Linked DNA regions of Homo sapiens: all the other regions are linked to region 1. Evidence: chromatin contacts called from ENCODE Hi-C or POLR2A ChIA-PET data. All regions are on one chromosome and are shown on one strand. The core of a region is the stretch at or near the end of the contact, and the rest is flanking DNA. Distances in the headings are between cores, read along the strand shown. Region 1 has its middle 46 kb from the start of MIR4452. Region 2 has its middle 70 kb from the start of KLHL8. Region 3 overlaps AFF1 (ALF transcription elongation factor 1).

Region 1 (3,767 bases), core at 361-2,860:
TCTAAAAGCCACAACCAGTCACTTTTCAGGGCACTCAGTTTGATGAAGTTTTAAGAGTCTCCAAAATGATGGCTCTGTTGTTACTCCTTGTGTTTGGCATATAACTAGAGTTAGATAAAATAATCAAACCGATGAAGATCAAAATGTCAGGTTTATTATCAATAAAAGTGATATTGAAGAATGTGGCTCAGTTGTGTGGTAACAGTAGGTTTCCTAGGACTGCACCAGAAATAGCCATTTTTCTGGTTGCCTGCCAGGCCTTGCTCTGCAGGGTTAGTCCCTTTTACATAAAGTGACACATAATTTGTTGTGCAAACCAAGACACTTTTGAGAGTCGAAGGGATGAAATGCCAGGACTGTCCTGAAAACTGTGGCATAAGGCCACTGACTTTTATCTCATGACAGCAGCCAAAACAGAAAGCACATTGTCTTCAGGCAGACAGATCCCTGAGAGAAAGGGCAGAAAGGAGCTTAGCTCAGCATGCTCAGTTGCTTCTCCCTAACACACCAATTAGATAAATAAATTCTTTACCCTTGAAGAGAAGTAAGGGATGGTCCAAGAAGCCAGTTGTGCTCATGGAAAATCCATCCATAGATTCCATAGTGGTATGGAATGGAGGGTTTTCTAATCAACCCTGCTCCTAATATTTGCACAGCCAGAGTGGGGTGCTCTAGGCATAGGGACTGAGGAGTGGAGTGCAAGTGCTGATTGTTAGCGTATCTTCTCAACTTCATATTTAATGATATGATGCTTGCTTGGTACACTCGAAATTGGCCATGGTGGGAGTTTTGGCAAACTACAAACCAGGGCTTTCTTTCCTCCTTTCCAGAAGAGCTGGTTGTTAAAAAATCATCAGCACACCACTTAGCCCTGGACAGATTTTATTTCTGCTGGGTTTTATGGCTTAGACTTGCCACTGCCCCCACCAGCTGGGAAAGATGTCTGTGATCAGTGATCATAGGTACATTTGTTATTGCCATGAAAAACTCCAACCTCAGCACCTTCTATATGCCTCATAGGGCTGCACTCCATTGGTCCTACTTCCCATGGCCTCAACAGCTGCAGTGTAGTGTGTGCTCTGAGTCTTCTGACCTGGCAGAGCCAAGGAGCCTGAGGATAGGTTTTCCATTTGGCACTGAGACTGGCCATTCAGTGCATGCCCGCATAGTTCCTTGCCAAGTCTACGGAAATGGAAAGCATAAGTGTGACTTTGATGCTTTTAGAATCTTCCAGGCATTGACAATGAGAAACAGGATTGTTCATAGGGGAAGTGAAATTCCTGACAATAGCCTCATCAGTAGAACCATAAAGTACCTGAGTTTTAGAAGTTAGAAGCACTGAATTTGAGTCCTGTTTATGTGAAATATAACTAAACTTTGTAAACAAATTTTTATTGTTTGGAGTGTTGGTTTCTTATAAAGCAGGAAAAATACTCTCCCATAAAAATAAAGTTTTGAGGATAGAATGAAATAGCATGTGAAAATGAGTTATAAATCTTAAAGAGCTAGGTTAATGTAAAGCATAAGCATTATAAGGAATGTGCATATTTTGTGGCAAAAGAGAGATTAGTTAGTGCCGACATTTTAGCTAATTATTTGCAGGATGGGAGGCAGAACTGGATTATCTGGATTATCTATAAAGCTGACTAAGCGTGTGCTTAGCCCTCCAGCAAAGGAGTATTGAGTAATGTTTTTTGTTGGGTGGGGGGGGAATTAAATATTTCTCCTCTAACTCACCAGAAAAAATTAATTGTCATCGGAAAATAGAAATTTGTTGGATTTCTTTATGCTTGTTTTATAGTTTATTGCTTTAAAATTGTAATTTGTAAGGGAGTTGGGGTACTGCATTCTTAAAAAGCACTTAGAATCTCTAAAAAAACTTAACCTAGTCACCATGACATAGTCCCCTTGTATTCTTGTACCTTTCAATGCCTTGAAAAGATCTGGGGTGAAGGAGGACTTCAGGGGTACCTGTTGTATCATGTACTTTGTATAGGCCACAAAAGGGCTGTATTTTTCCTTTGCATTATAGGCAGATTCCAAATACAAAATTAATTTAGTGTGAAGCTTCCTAGTAAAACACAAAATAAATGATATGTAATATTGAATAAGAACTATGTTTGATATTTTAAAAAGAACTTAAAAATGGAAATCTTCCAGGTTCAGGCCAATTTTTTATGTTTGGGTTTTTCAAATGCATATTGGCCTCCCTCTAGTGGTAGCTGAGGCAAACTGAACCAAAACCCGGGGCACAAAGCTCGTCTCTGAATCAAAAATAGAGTTTTCAACATCTAAGTCTCTATTTTAATGGCTGGAAAGCATGTAGCTAATATCAGGTTTTGCATTATTTAGATCCTTGGGTTAATTTGAAGTTGTTGTCCCTATAGCATTTGGGCTTTTTTGAACTTTTCTTGTGTTTATTTTTGGTTAATGGAGTGTGTATGTTGTTTTCCACAAAAATGAAGCCCTTTGTTCACTTTTAAATTTCAAATTTTTGATGTTTATGTAATATCTTCTGGCATGAATTATAGAAAAAATGTGTTAATAAGTTTTTGGTAAAACTTGAGATTATTCTTATAGTTTTTTTGGGTAAAAATTAATATATGCAAAAAAATTCAGCCTGGATCCGATGATGACTCTAGATTTAGCTAGCAATTTTCAGAAAACCCAAAGGATGGACAAACATGTTAAAATACCAAGGAGATGTAATCAGTCAGTCAAACTCAGACTGAGAAAGTTCATAGGACATAAAAGCACATTTTTTCAACAAATACATTGCAAGAGGGGGAAAAAGGGAGAGGAAAATGGAACATGAAAATTAAAAGATATTTAAAATACAATAATAATTTACCATATCTCATCTTTGTTTGGATGCTGATTAAATAAGCACCATGGAAAACCCCTATTTGTAATATTTATGAGACAATTAAAATGTCGACACTAAATGTTTGATATTATTAAGGAATTATTTTTAGATGTGATAATGATATTTCAGTTGTGTTAGTTTTGTTATAAAGACAAGCTATTGCATTTTAGAGATTCATCCTGAAATATTTATAAGGGAAATTATATGATATCTAGGATTTCCTTCAAAATAGTCTCAAGGGAAGGGATAGATGGAGGTGTGGATAGGCCAGATTGGCCATGGGCTTGGTACTGGATGGTTATCTGGGAATTCATGATACTATTTTATCTACTTTTGAGTATGTTTAAAATTCTCCATAATAAAACATTTAAAATACCAATAAATTGGTTATAGTACCTTTAATAACAGCTATGTAAATAAATGCCTCCCATCTTACCATATCATTAAACATCATTGTTTTATGGACTACATCCTCAACCCAAGCCAAACTCGCTTTAGGCCTCATGTTGGAGGTATACCCTAAACTTGTTGGAGCAGCCCTGAAAAGTCTGGCTCTGTCTGAAGTGATTTGTTGGACTTCTAAGAAATTGTGTTAGTTTTTTCTGGACCTTAATTCTAATATAAACCAAAAGGCCAAGGTTTCTTAGGGAAGACACCATGAAATAAGCTCGGGTTATCCAACTCCTTAAGATTGAATCAAGATCAACTTAAGGAAAAGTGAGCAAATATTTAGTTATTGATACATAAAATATGTGAAGCTTTTTTTTTTTTTTTTTTTTTTTTTTTTTTTTTTTTTTGAGACGGAGTCTCTCTCTGTCGCCCAGGCTGGAGTGCAGTGGCACGATCTCAGCTCACTGCAAGCTCCGCCTCCCAGGTTCACGCCATTCTCCTGCCTCAGCCT
Region 2 (3,767 bases), core at 746-3,245, 650 kb before region 1:
ACTAGCCTCCTCTGAAATTTATGTGTTGAAGACGTTCCATAGACCAGGGGGCCCCCGTCCGCGGGCCTCAAATCAATACTGGTCCGTGGGCTGTTGGGAACGGAGCTGCACAGCAGGAGGTGAGCGGCAGGCCAGTGAGCATTACTGCCTGAGCTCCGCCTCCTGTCAGACCAATGACAGCATTGGATTCTCATAGGGGAGCAAACTTTATTGTGAACTGCGCATGTGAGGGATCTAGGTTGCAATCTCCTTATGAGAATCTAATGCCTGATGAGCTGAGGTGGAATAGTTTCATCTCCAAACCACCTGTCCCCACCCCTGCCCTGTCCGTGGCAAAATTGTCTTCTGCAAAACTGGTCCCTGGTGCCAAAAAAGTTGGAGACTGCTGCTTATAGACCTTAACAGAGCTTTCTTTTTTTTGAGACAGGGTCTTGCTTTGCTGCCCAGGTTGGAGTGCAATGACGTGAACATGACTCACTGCAGCCTTGACCTCCCGGGCTCAAGTGGTTCTCCCACCTCTGTCTACTGAGTAGTAGGCACTACAGGCCCGCACCACTATGCCCGGCTAATTTTGATATTTTTGTAGAGACAGGTCTTGCTAAGTTGCCCAGGCTGGTATGAACTGCTGGGCTCAAGCAATCCTCCTGCCTCAGCCTTCCAAAGTGCTGGGATTACAGGCCAGAACGAGCCTTTTGATCTCATATATTATTATACCTGAAGTTTCTTAAGTAAATTTAAACTAGTTTATAAAAGGATAATTCAGGAAATGTAAAATTACTTGGTATGGATATGCCTGTCACTTCAAGTGTCTCTCTTTGCCCTGAATATCTCAAGTTATTAGTTATTTTATATAACATCAGACCCTTAGCACATTGATGTGTTTTAAATCCCTTCATAAATATGACTCCAAAGTACTGATGGAGAGTCAGAAAATAATTGCATTCTGCTTGAAACTTTACAACCTTCCTTTTTAAACAAATGTTTCTGTTTAATGTAACAAATGTAATGGCCTTTGGCCAAAAGTAATAAAATTCTTACTTGATCATAAATTCCTAAATTTCCCTAGTCTGTTTGCAAACAGTGAGCTTTTTTCCTGTCTGAAAAGCCAGAGCTCAGGACCGAATGACATAGTGGCTATTTGTATTACATTCTAATACACAGTGCTCTAGTTTTCTTTCTTTCACTTGTTTCATTTCCCAGTACCTATTCTAATGCAGTGCTAAATCAGTGTGTTTTTTGTTAGCTTTATTGAAGTATGATTTATATTAAATTCACCCACTGTAAGTGTACATGGTGATTCAGTAAACCTGTAGCATTGTGCCAGCCTCATCATAATCCAGATTTGGAACACTTTCATCATCCCCCTGAAATTCTCATGAGCCTGTCTGCAGTCAGTCCCCACTCCTCCCCTCCTTTCTCTTCACCCTAGGTAGCCACTGATCTGCTTTCTGTCTATAAATTTGTCTTTTCTGGGTATTTCATATAAATTGAATCACACACTATATTTAATCTTTTGCATCTGGCTTCTCTCACTTAGCATAATATTTTTGAGGTTCACTTCATCCATAGTGTAGAATTTTTTATAGCTGAATAGTATTCCCTCATATGCATATATCACATTTTGTTTATTCATTCACCAATAATGGTTGTTTGGATTGTTTCCAATTTTTGTCTATTATGTGTGATGCCATGAATGTTCATGAACATATCTTAATTGACCATATGCTTTCATTTATCTTGGGTAGTTTCATATACGTGGAATTGCTGGGTTTTATTGTAACATGATTTTAACTTTTTAAGAAACTGCAAACTGTTATCCAAGTGGCAGTACCATATGTTTCCATCAGCAACATATGAGATTTCCAGTTGCTCCTTGTCCCCTCCAACACTTGATATTGCCTTTTCCTTTGATTATATCCATTCTCCTGGGTGTGAGACATGGTGTCATTGTGGTTAAATGAATGTACAGTGCTTTCAAACAGCATCTTTTTCCTAAAGAAAATGATTGCCCTCTAGTGGCTCATTCTGCACATTACACTTGGGAAAGGGGCACTAATGAGAAGTCTAAAGCTCAGAACAGGCTTGTTAAAATTTACATTCATTTCACAGCATCCCTGGTTTAGCACACTGAACACAATTTGAGTCCAGTTTCAAAATGTTTTACTTCATTACTACTATTAATAATACCCAGGAGCTGAGCTGGTTGGCTGTGGCTTTTACATAATCCCAAGAGGTACATTATAGTCAAAACTAAATTTGTGTGCTTTAGATCTTATCCACTTTATGCACTAAGATCTTTTGCTATAACAAGGGTTTAGACCTGTAGAGTGGCTAACGCCTACAAAGAAGGGGAAAAAAGGCCAGAGATGGTTATTGTTTACTCAAACCTATTACATCCTTTCAAATCAGAGCCAGAGGAATAAATCATTTTTACTAGTGGAATGAATATAAATTCTTTTTAATGAATTGGACACAAATGTGTCTGGTGGCTTGTTGGTATTTTCAGGTAACACCTTGTAAATATGCCTATGGAGAGTTGTAAAAATTTAGGAGACTAGGTCTCGGCTGCTCCTAGGGCTCTGCTGAAAGGACAGAACACTATGCATGTTTAAAAAAAAAAAAAAAAAGTTAAAACTTTGAGCTAAGTAAGGAACCTGGCCAGGGATTTACTTATTTAAGGCATGTGTATTTGGTAAGTAAAAAAAGATGTGGCTTCAGGAAATTAGGGTAGTAGAAGCAAACATTTAATGATTTAACATAAGAAGTTTTTGCTTTAAAGCTATCACTCACACAGGTGATGTCATTTATTTTTTAGAAAGTGGAGAGAATGTATATATGTGAAATTTCCCTGAGCTCTTAGGCTTTAGATTTCCAAATTACCCAACAATGCATTTTATTGTCCTGACATGTCTATGAAATCACATGTATACATGTGTGTATTTTACGCCTGAACACAGAATAGCAGAGCCTGATGGATGGGACTGCCTATGGTTGACCTACTGCTTTACTCAATTTGAGGTAAGGGGAAGGAGGGGGCATTTTTGTATGTGACATTGGGTACACAGTGATTCCACTCCTTAGTAAGTATGGTCCACTCCACTTATCAGTTAGAGGTGGATAAGGGAGTATAAAGATTAGGATAAGAGAACATTTAGCCAAGTCTAGGGGGTAAGCTTTGGATATGAGGAAGGAGATTAAGATAATTTTTAAACATGTATCAGAACCTATAAAATGTTGACACTATGAATACTGGGTTTTTTTGTTTGTTTGAGACGGAGTTTTGCTCTTGTTGCCCAGGCTGGAGTGCAATGGCACGATCTTGGCTCACTGCAATCTCTGCCTCCTGGGTTCAAGCAATTCTCCTGCCTTAGCCTCCCGAGTAGCTGGGACTACAGGCATGCGCCACCACACCTGGCTAATTTTGTATTTTTAGTAGAGACGGGGGTTTCTTCATGTTGGTCAGGCTGGTCTCAAACTCCTGACCTCAGGTGATCTTCCAGCCTCGGCCTCCCAAAGTGCTGGGATTATAGGTGTGAGCCACCGCGCCTGGCTGAATACTGGTTTTTAAAGAATTAACATGGAGGTTTTAAACTTACTCCAATGGTGCTGCCATCATTGCCCAAAGAAAACAACTTAGGTAGATACTGAAATTATCTAATAGGGACACATTTTTATCCTCTGTCTTTTGCAATTGTGTTTTGGAGCCAAGTCTGATGAGTTATTTATGTGGATAGTATTGTTTAACTCTTTGTAGAAAAGCAACCATA
Region 3 (3,767 bases), core at 539-3,038, 620 kb before region 1:
TAGACAATCTGAAAATTGGGTTCTGAACTACTAATCAGATTAGCCAATGCAAAGAAGGAATTATAAATATACTGCTTAGATAAGATAAAAACATATCAGCTACTCAGAAATGTAATAATTCATTAGAGAAGTTGGAAAAATGTACCTTGAAGGACTGAAAAGGGAGACAATATGAAATAAGCAACCGAGTTCTAAACCCACAAATGAAATGCAATAGGAAATTCTACACAGCTGTTTCTCCTGCAAGCATGGACCCATAGCAGATCCTGGAGCACAATTTAGAGTGGCCACATGCCAACAAGAAGCTTGCTGGGGCATTGCGACAGGGCTCTGCGCAGCATACAAACCTCCGTTCAACAACTCAGAGTGCTAACACTTGAGAGACAGTGAATAATGGTGGAGAGAAAAACAATCAATTGGAAATGATGGGGTTAAAATAGAACCTGACTTCTGGTACTGGTAACTCTCTTGTCAATCAAGCACCTAATTATGCCCAGGTTACCCTGTTACCAAACGGCCCAGTGAACTGTAGTGAGTTTTAGATGAAAGGCAGTATAGCCGGCCCAAGAAACATTACAAGACAGAAACTTTGTCTTTGAAAAGTCAAAATTTGCTAAAATATCCAGATCGATACTAAATTGAACATTAGGTACTAAAGTATACTTTTTTAAATGAAAGGTATTTCCAGGCAGTTAATGACACATTAAGGCCCCCAAGGCAAAACTAAGCATTAACAAGGCTACTTCTTAAAGAAAACACCAAAGTCTAGCAGTGAAATGAGAGCTGATTTTTGTTCATATAGTTTCATTTTGCTTAGGACATGCTGGTTGTGACTATAAGCCAATCTGGCAGACCTTATAGACCACACATGAAGATACAAGTCAGGGCAAATCAATCCTCACAGACTGGTTATAGCTCTGGCTGTGCCAATCGGTGACTCAAGTAGACAGCCAACAAGAGAGAATGCAGTGAGCACTAACTTCAGCGCCAGCATCTAACAACTGCATTGGCACTTACTGGAATAATATGCTTTATATTGATATTTAGCAACCTAGAAGCAGATAATATTCTATAAGCTGGTAGAAAGGAAGCCATCAAACTAAATAAAGCAAAAGTCCCCTTCTGCTGATTTTGCTTAACTGTTGAGATCAAGCCAGCGGGCATGAAGTTAGTGGTTTTTTGTACACTATGCACTTAGAACTTTGTCATCTTCTGTCTGGAACAGCCACAGAGGCTTCCCCAGAGTAGGCACTCGGTATTTGTCAGTTGGCACAGAAATTCAGCTTAACAGCTCAGGGACACAGCTGAGGGCACTGGATGCAGGACTGCATTACAACTTTAAGTGGATGGATGTAGGAAAGGGTCATTAACATGGGAGCCATGCAATATTGGGTGAGCAGAAATGCAGACCAAAATTCCAAGAACAAGACCTGCCGTAAAACAGGAGGCATGCTGTTCTTTAGATTTTTCTGGGTCAAGAAGCCATTCAGATGAGGTGATACTCTCTCTTCAGGAGGAAAAAGGAGTCCCTTTGCCCTGTGGTTTATCCCCAGGTCATCCCCACTTCAGGGAATCTGGCTTAAGGTCTGGGTTTCAGAAATTCTTTTTCTACTAGGTTAGTTGTCTCAAGGATGGTGCCTCACCTTCCACAAAGGGAGGCTGCCGGCTGACGAATTGGTCCTCACAGACTTGTTTGCTTTTCTTAACCTGTTGGGTCAGGCAGCCCTGATCATCTCTGCCAGATGCTGCTCCACCCACAGTGGAGCACAGGGCAAGAGTGAAGGCCATAAAAGGAAGACATGGGCTTGCAAGGGGCCAAGTCAGTTTCCGTCAGGGAAAGCCTCTCGGCAGGCTGCGCTGCCGTGCAGCCAGCTCACCAAGCAGACACTTGTAGGAAGCAGGGAAAAGGTGGCTTTTTCCAGAACTGACACTTATTTGGTGCCATAGAGATTCTAGCAGATGGAAAGATGTAGTGAACCAGGAGTTTGGCTGTGAAGGAAGATGGGAGCATCTGCAGGAGTAGCTAAAGTGGAGTAGGAATGTGTGTGGGCACTGAGTGGCAGTGGTGGGGGCCGTGGAGGAACCAAGCCGGGGCTGACGCGGTAACCACCTTATTCACCGGCAGCGCCAGAGCCAGTACGCCGACCTTGTGCGCCTCTTGAGAATCCTCCCAACAGACACTTGTACGGAGAAAACACATGTGAAAAAGAGGAAAGCTCACGGGACTGGGAGGAGGCAGCATGCCTGAGCTGCAGATCTATTTTTACTCAGCAGTCAAGCCATGTTAGTGCCTTTTTGGATCTCATCTATAAAAGGTGGCAGCTGATCAAGGGACCACTAAGGTTCTTTCCGCACCTAAATTCTAAGGCTCTATTATCCTCTTCCAAAAGGAAGCAAATGAGCTTGGTAGCACATGCAACACAGAAAACTGGAGAAGCAGTCTTTGGGGAAATTCAGGGACTTCCCTGTGATTCGCCTCGGAAGGAGATTCAATATGAAAAAGACACAAGGGACACCAATTCAAGTTTGTACCAAGATCAGGCCCAGGGACTTGCTGTGCAGACAGGTTATGTTCACTGGGGTGAGTGCTACAGAAAAGGGAAATTCATCCACTTGTTTTTCTCTTTGGTGAGGGAACGCATGATTCAGAACAGCCTAAGCTATCACATGCATATGGTTGTGGTGCTCTCCTCAGGGTAACTAACAGGCACGAAGAAATTTAGATGTAAGTGGCCTTAGTCAATCAGAAGGGATGAGCTTTCATTTTGAACGATAACTAGGGGTGCTGATCTGGAGCAATAACCCAAGAAAAGACAGTCAGATCTTGGATGGAAGGGAAGGACTGAACCAATCACTCCCTGCAATAAAACTGCATTTTCCTACTACACATCATAACTTCCCTTCCTCACTCTTCAAAACGCATAAATGATAGCACTGGAATGTCTTTCCCAAAAAAGTTGAAGTGTCTTGGTCAGCAAAGCGATTATTTAGAAAAAGTAAAAAAGATTTGAATGAATGCACCTCCTTATTCAGTTATTCATCTAAATGACAATTAAGACAGACTATCCTTCATTTGAAAGGAATCTGTAAGATGACTGAATGAAGTGAGGAATTATCTCTATGAGCTCCTAGAACAATGCAAGGCTCACACATGTAGCTCTATGCACGTTACGTGTTTATTTTTCTTTTTTTAGAGACAGGGTCTTACTCTGTTGCCCATGCTGGAGTGCAGTGACTCAATCACAGCTCCCTGCAACCTTTAACTCCTGGGCTCAAGTGATCCTCCCACCACAGCTTCCCGAGTAGCTGGGACCTCAGGCATGCGCTACTGTGCCTAATTTTTTTTTTTCAGAGACAGTGTCTCACAGAGTTGCCCAGGCTGGTCTTGAACTCCTGGGCTCAAGCAATCCACCCGCCTCAGCCTCTCAAAGGGCAGGGATTACAAGTGTGAGCCACTGTGCCCAGCCAGGTACATTTTTAGAGGGCTCCCAATTGCACTGGCCTGGTTGTGTATTACTGTATATATTGTGGTTCTTGAGTTCAACTTTTCTTCCAAATCTGGAAAAAAATAAGCTTGGTTTAAGAATTCTGAAGAAGAAAACATAGGCCAGGCATGGTGACTCATGCCTGTAACCCCAGTGAGGCAGGAGAATAGGGTCTGGAGGCAGGGAACCTAAGGCCCACCCACCCTGACTGGATATAAGATATAACCCCTCCTTTTTCTGTGTGGAAAATGAAAGTAACTCTGATTGGTCCCCCCTACAACC

Evidence for each region. Hi-C counts contacts between places; a loop is a spot of excess contacts on that map. ChIA-PET counts read pairs that join two places held with the same protein, here RNA polymerase II (POLR2A). Pooled maps may share reads with other maps.
Region 2: a loop to region 1 is called in a pooled map, with 6 times the contacts of the local background. The contact joins two enhancer-like sites. A Hi-C loop is called at or near these places in 2 of 37 single-sample maps with no recorded cell type and 12 of 50 pooled maps. POLR2A ChIA-PET finds 5 or more read pairs at or near these places in 1 of 52 experiments (OCI-LY7).
Region 3: a loop to region 1 is called in a map of esophagus squamous epithelium, with 7 times the contacts of the local background. The contact joins two enhancer-like sites. A Hi-C loop is called at or near these places in 4 of 168 maps with a recorded cell type or tissue (CD4-positive, alpha-beta T cell, esophagus squamous epithelium, mammary epithelial cell and 1 more) and 13 of 50 pooled maps.

What each region holds. Positions count from the first base shown.
Region 1 is chr4:86,494,739-86,498,505 of GRCh38, reverse strand. It overlaps a transcript of MAPK10 not described here. Among named protein-coding and RNA genes, the nearest start is that of MIR4452, 46 kb to the left of the region's middle. Within about 2 kb of position 1,610, at least 4 of the 41 ENCODE cell types and tissues checked have a DNase peak (open chromatin) inside an H3K27ac peak, as active enhancers do.
Region 2 is chr4:87,149,224-87,152,990 of GRCh38, reverse strand. No RefSeq gene overlaps it. Among named protein-coding and RNA genes, the nearest start is that of KLHL8, 70 kb to the left of the region's middle. RefSeq lists enhancers at 1-66, 67-567 and a silencer at 1,924-1,973. Within about 2 kb of position 1,995, at least 2 of the 41 ENCODE cell types and tissues checked have a DNase peak (open chromatin) inside an H3K27ac peak, as active enhancers do.
Region 3 is chr4:87,118,997-87,122,763 of GRCh38, reverse strand. The region is part of intron 12 of AFF1 (ALF transcription elongation factor 1); the gene reads right to left. Among named protein-coding and RNA genes, the nearest start is that of KLHL8, 100 kb to the left of the region's middle. RefSeq lists an enhancer at 2,058-2,633. Within about 2 kb of position 1,788, at least 20 of the 41 ENCODE cell types and tissues checked have a DNase peak (open chromatin) inside an H3K27ac peak, as active enhancers do.